2 separate regions of the Homo sapiens genome follow, and region 2 is linked to region 1. A link is a loop called in an ENCODE intact Hi-C map of the cell type or tissue named here. Cell type or tissue: mesothelial cell of epicardium. All regions are shown on one strand. Each heading gives the region's core, and the rest is flanking DNA. Links, peaks and the distances in the headings are about the cores only. Region 1 has its middle 100 kb from the start of LINC02101. Region 2 overlaps RMEL3 (enriched in melanoma 3).

Region 1 (2,923 bases), core at 137-2,636:
AGTTTACCTTAGAGAATTTCAACAATTACATTTCTCTTAAAATGCATATAATATGTCTAACACATGCTTAGACATTTAGGATGTTTAATAGGAATTGCCTTTTAGATAGATAATATGACTAGGTCATCTAACCAACTAAATAAAACTGCAACATCAACTACCAATTGCGGTTAAATGTCTTAGAGAGTTAACTTTTAGAGCAAGAATATTTCTTGAAAAATGTCTAATTCAATTTCTTTATTTGAGAAGTGGAAAAAAACAATTTCCAGGCAAGAAAAGTGACTTTCACAAGGACTTACAACTCCTAAGTATCAGCTCCAATCTCAGATCCAAGGTTTCTTGATTCTAAATTTACTCTCTCTCACCACACCATGCCTATGATAACGCTCTGGAGAGAACCAAGTCTACACTCACTAGATGTCATACTTAGAATTATGGCCTTTGATGTTGCTGGCAGCAACACAGCCATTTGAAGACAAATATCAAATTGTCTCTAGTTCTCAGATACTTAGGTGAGGCATCCATGAAAATAATATCTATGGATTAGACTAACTTTCTGACTCTTAAGTTTTCAAATCCCTGCAAGGAAATATTCATTCATTTGTTTTTTTAAGAGACTAATTCTCTGTAAGCCATTTATTTCCCTAAGCCTAAATTTCACCTCTCATCATATCTCCTCCCAGATGAAAAGAAGAAGGCACACTGCTTTTAAAAAATGGAATTTATTACCTTTGGCTAGAGGCCTCACTATGTAAAATAATTACCTAACTACTATTGTTAGCTTCTTAGAGGCTGGTTGATAAATCCTGGTCTGTGGTAATTAATTATGAATAACTATTTTTTATTCCCATTTAAACCTTTCCTCTTTTTGTTTCTCTATTCCTCCAGCCTCAAACCTAATGGATTTGCCTTTATAACTTTTGAACCAAATCTTTGACTTTTTTTTAATGTGTTCAATTTTATTTTTTACTGCAATGTCTAGGTCAATGCCTTTTAAACAATCATCAGAAAAGCTTCAGCCCAACTTCCTGTGGACTTCCTTTAATCACACATCCTTTGGACTCATTAAATCTTATCTGTGACAAAAGATGAAGCCCAACATTTCCTCTCCAGCTGAGGCTTTGGCCCAAGACTGTCCAAAGAACTGTTAACTCTTGAGCCTGGGCCAAGCCAAAGACTCGGCAGCAATCAAAGTCATGGCAAGGACAGAGAGCTGAGGAGTTCCTGGGTCACCAGGGCTTTCTCCAGCAGGAAGCTGGAGTGGCAGTGATGACATGGATGCAGGATTTATGGGGGTTGGGGGGACTGGCCCAGAGCCGTGCATAGGACAGAAATTGTGTCACAAGCACTTGTGGGGCTGGGTTCACCTCTAGCAACCTCTGCTGAGATACGAGTGTGCTTGGAAATTGTAAGCATTCCAGTCATGGGTAAATTCAAGCCAAGGACTCTTTGCCAGGGTTTTAATCCTATTCCTCTCTCTCCATTCACATTGTCATGCTTTCTTCCTAACTGAATTTTGACACTCATGTTGGAAATAAATGGATAGAGAAAATGGACTCTCAGATTTATTGAGGACCCATTGCCTGGACTATGGTGCTTTAGTGTTTTTCTTTGACCTTGTGTCCACCTTACACATTTATGCCTCTGGGATTGGTACCATGGTGTGTGATTGTCCTCTGGCTGGGGGCTGCTTTCTGAAGTAAAGGTTCTGGTTCACTGTGTTCCTACTGTGTGTGCCATGTGAAAGTAAGGTAGGGGTTGGCAAGTGTTTTGCTCTAGTGATAGCATTCTGTCTTGCTGTAACTAAATTTTATGTGATTTTATTTGAAATTACTCTTGAACAAGACTTACCTGTTTGTTGTGAGCTAAGTATGTGGCTCTCTCTTTTGAGAATACAAGAACTATATAGAAGTAAGTCAAAAGTTTCTCTCTTTCTGTCTGTCTGTCTTTTGGTAGAGATATACTATTTTACATGAAGACAGCACAACTATAGAGTGAGAAGGAAGGCTCATGGGTATTATTTCCTAAACTATCCTATACTCCAGAAATTATAAACCACAGTTGAGAAGCACAAATTATTAGCTGATTTGATACTTATCATTTTATATCTAAATTCATTATTAAGCATGCCAAAAGTTCTAATGAGAATAAAACTATTTGCTATGGCCTGAATATTTATGTTCTCTCAAAATTCATAAGTTGAAGTGATAGCTTTCAGGGTAATGGTAATAGGAGGTGGGGCCTTTGGGGGGTGATTTGGTCATAATGGCAGAATGGGATGAATGCCCTTTAAAAAAGGCCCCAGGGAGTTCCTTCTTCTCTCCCATCCCCTGTGTGAAGACACAGCAAGAAGGCACAGTCTGTGAGCCAGAAAGTGGGCCCTCACCAGACACTGAATTTACCAGCACCTTGATCTTAGATTTTCCTGCCTCCAGAACTGTGAAAAATATACTTATGTTGTTGATAAGCCACCCAGTTTTGGTATTTTTTTTATATCAGCCAAAATAGACTAAGACACTCTTTTCCCTAAAACAGAGAAATATTCCAAATAAAACAAAGAAAGCATCTTGCAGTTTCTAAATCACAGTGTCTTTTATGTACATACATATTTGCCCATTAAGACTCTTTGATCAAAGCAGTGCCTCCCAGATAATAAGAAAAGAATATACATTTAATGGAATCCCATGTTATTTCTGATATAACTCATTTTTCTGGAGAAGTAGTTGTAGGAGGTAGCCAGAGAGAAAAAGCATTGACTGACAAGACAGTGTTTTCACAGAAACCACAAAAGGATATGCTTATGGTTAAAAAAAATCAGAAATAAAAAGGAGATGAATTGTTGGACCCCATAGTTACTAAGAGAGGATAAGCACATTTAGCCATAGTGGACATTTTGCTACCTTTGCCAGCACCAATATTTTCC
Region 2 (2,923 bases), core at 308-2,807, 530 kb before region 1:
GAGATCAAGCGAAAGGAATAGAATGATTGCTAAAGTTAACCCATATAGATACTTTTTTCTGATATAAATTTCTAACAACCAAATTTCATTAAACATTTACTGTGTCTAGACATTGTTCATAGAACCAGGTTCATTGGGTCCATGTTAATTGTATAATGACTGAATGTCAACTATTTTGCATGATTTATTAAGATGCAGGTTATAAAAATTTATTTATTTGCAACAACTCTTGAGTTCTGCAACAATGGACAAAATGAAGTGATAAGACAAATTTGAAAAATTATATATTTAAACTAATCCTTAAAACATTTTGATCTTCAAGATACATATACTATATTATAACATTAAACCTCTATGTAGTTATTAAAATCTATACAATTAGAATTATACTAGCTTTCCTTCCATTTCAAGATATATTACACCCTGATCACTTCATAGCAACAATTTGTTTGGGTTCCATGTTTCATATAGAAATACAGACTACCTGAAAAGATGTGTATGATGGTAAAATGTAGGACATCAGCAATGTGTTACAGAGAAATAGCATTTAAGAAAGCTCATTACTTCTGCTCCCCTATGTGTTAGGCGAATAGAATATAATTATCTTTGTGAGCTCTTGTAAAGCAAAGAAATTTTCCATGTCTACATCTGAGTTCTCCAAAATAATCTTTATTTGGGTTCATCATTCATTCATTTACCCAATAAAGCTTGCTTTGTAAGAGGTAGCACAGCCCCTATTTACTGGACAAAAAACACCCTCCAGCTCAAGGCCAGGAGAACTAACCTGAGTCTTTGCCCAGTGAGCCTCTTGGAGAGTCATGGTGTAGCATCAAGCTGTGAGCATCCAGCCCTCTTCTTTGTCTATAGCTTGATATAGATTTATTTTATCCAGTGCTGTAATATGCCTTCAAAACCTTTCTGGTGACAATCAGTCATGGCAGAATGTATGTTTCATCACAAGATCCATGGTTTTGCTTTAGGGCTCACCAAAACAGTCCTTTCCTTTAATCTTTTCTGTAACTGCAAAATTCCTTCTTCAACAGTGTTAAAAACCTTCACACTGAATGGTTTTATGAACTTCCTTGTTATGTAGTACAACCAAGCTTTTGATTAAAACAACATTTTATTGCTATAGGATGGTGCTTCTGGGAATTTTTTAAAATCCCATAACAAACTACATGCACATTTTACAAAATGGAAAAAATGAAATACACATTGTATTTAGCACAAGTCCCCATTTATGAATGCTCCGGTCTGGAATATAAAACAAAGCCAAGTTGGTGGAAATGTTAGTGGAGGAGCCCACATAGTACCAAGTGCAGCCTTAGATCCTACACTTACTAGAGTGCTGTCCTTAGAATCACCTTCAACTAAGGGATATTTGGTACTGAGTCCACACAGCATAACTGATGCCTTGAGAGTGTGGCTGATGTGTGATTTTGCTAGAGACTGTCTAGCCTGCTTTAATTCCGGTGTCCCAGGAGCAAATTTCATCAGTTATGTATTCTTAAAATAAGCTTATGCTCTTCTAATTAACTCTCAATAATGCAAGAGGTGCTTATCACAATTCAACAGCCATTAAAAATGTCATCTGTTGAGTTGGTTAAATTTTTAAAAAGTAGTAAGAATTTGTGTTGAGTAAAACATAGAAAGATGGGTTTACAAATACTGGGCTCTGGAAGCTGTGAGTAGGGAGTACTGTTCTTGGAGGTAACAGACTTTGTAACTGACCAGAATTTACAAATGTTTAATTAATTACCTAAACCTTTAGGGCCCTTCAAGGTTCACTCATGGAAGCCCAGAATATTCTTTTTCTTTTACATTTTGCCTAGTTTGACTATCATGCAGATACACGAAACTAGAGTGAGGTTTAAGTATGGGCATTAAATATGAAGACAACTGGTGGAAGCTACCGTGTCTCCTTGCCTTGTCTTTGTCAACCTTAGACTTTTCAAGCAATCCGCAAACATTTATTAAACATCTCCTATGTTCTGGGCACTGGTGATATATCAATGAATAAAACACAGCCCTATTTTTAAAGAGTTCACTGTCTTGTGGGTGAAAGTCACCTTACCCCAGGCCGACAGGTGGCCGTTTGGCACTGGTATGATACAGCCGGCTTATGTTCTGATAGGGCTCTGCCAGCGCTGTTCCAGTTGTTAAAGATCTTGAATGTCACTCCCAAATACACAGATAACAGGTATACAACACGGGAGATGAGAGAAGGAGCTCAGGGAGACATAGAGGTGGAATGAGGGGCCCCTGAACCTGAGGTCAGGGCAAAGAGAAGGAGAGGCCAAAGGAGATGACCCCTGGGCTGAGTCTCAGAGGATGGGCAGGAGGCTGTCACTGGCCAGTGGAGGTAATATTGCAGGCATGAGCATCACAGCTTGGATGAAACCAGAGAATCAATTATGTGTTTGGAACTAGGAGGCTGCCAGCAGCCAACGGAGGCAGTATTACAGCAGCACCAACAACTTGGATGAAATCAGAGAATCAACTATGTATTTGGAACTAGGTCTCTACACAGAATCAGCAAGAGTTTAGAGGCTTACAACAAGAGTCTGAATCTTCACAGGCATGTGGAAGGAAGAGGAACTCCAGAATTGGGTGTTGCTTTCTCTCCGTAGTACATGAGATCTAAGAAGAGGCTCTTACCCATGGGTCATGGAGGCCCTGTCTTAGTGATCATCTCCTGTCTAGGCTCTCATCTGTTTAACTGAACTGCTGAGATTATGCATTTTAATGAGGCCTCGTTCAGCCTCCCCCCTAGGGATGCAATTTAGTACATGGAGGTCAGCTGCCTGCCTCTCTGTCTTCACTTGGTTCCTTCCTTGTGTACCACACCCTCTTTCCTTCTATCCTTGGCTGATTTTGCACACGTCTACCTCTCTAGTGTGGTGATGCTCTGAGAATCTCTTTC

The links. Hi-C counts contacts between places; a loop is a spot of excess contacts. Peaks named below come from ENCODE experiments on the same cell type or tissue, not always from the same donor. Only the 100,000 strongest peaks of a DNase experiment are listed, where the experiment ranks them.
Region 2: it touches region 1 in a loop (11-fold over the local background); 1 of 110 quality-filtered maps calls a loop at or near these places.

Annotation. Positions count from the first base shown.
Region 1 is chr5:58,018,581-58,021,503 of GRCh38, forward strand. No RefSeq gene overlaps it. Among named protein-coding and RNA genes, the nearest start is that of LINC02101, 100 kb to the right of the region's middle. In mesothelial cell of epicardium, for the core only: no CTCF peak of the experiment used is centred there; a DNase peak (open chromatin) is centred at 1,207.
Region 2 is chr5:57,483,413-57,486,335 of GRCh38, forward strand. The region is part of intron 1 of RMEL3 (enriched in melanoma 3); the gene reads left to right. Among named protein-coding and RNA genes, the nearest start is that of ACTBL2, 2.1 kb to the left of the region's middle. In mesothelial cell of epicardium, for the core only: no CTCF peak of the experiment used is centred there; no DNase peak of the experiment used is centred there.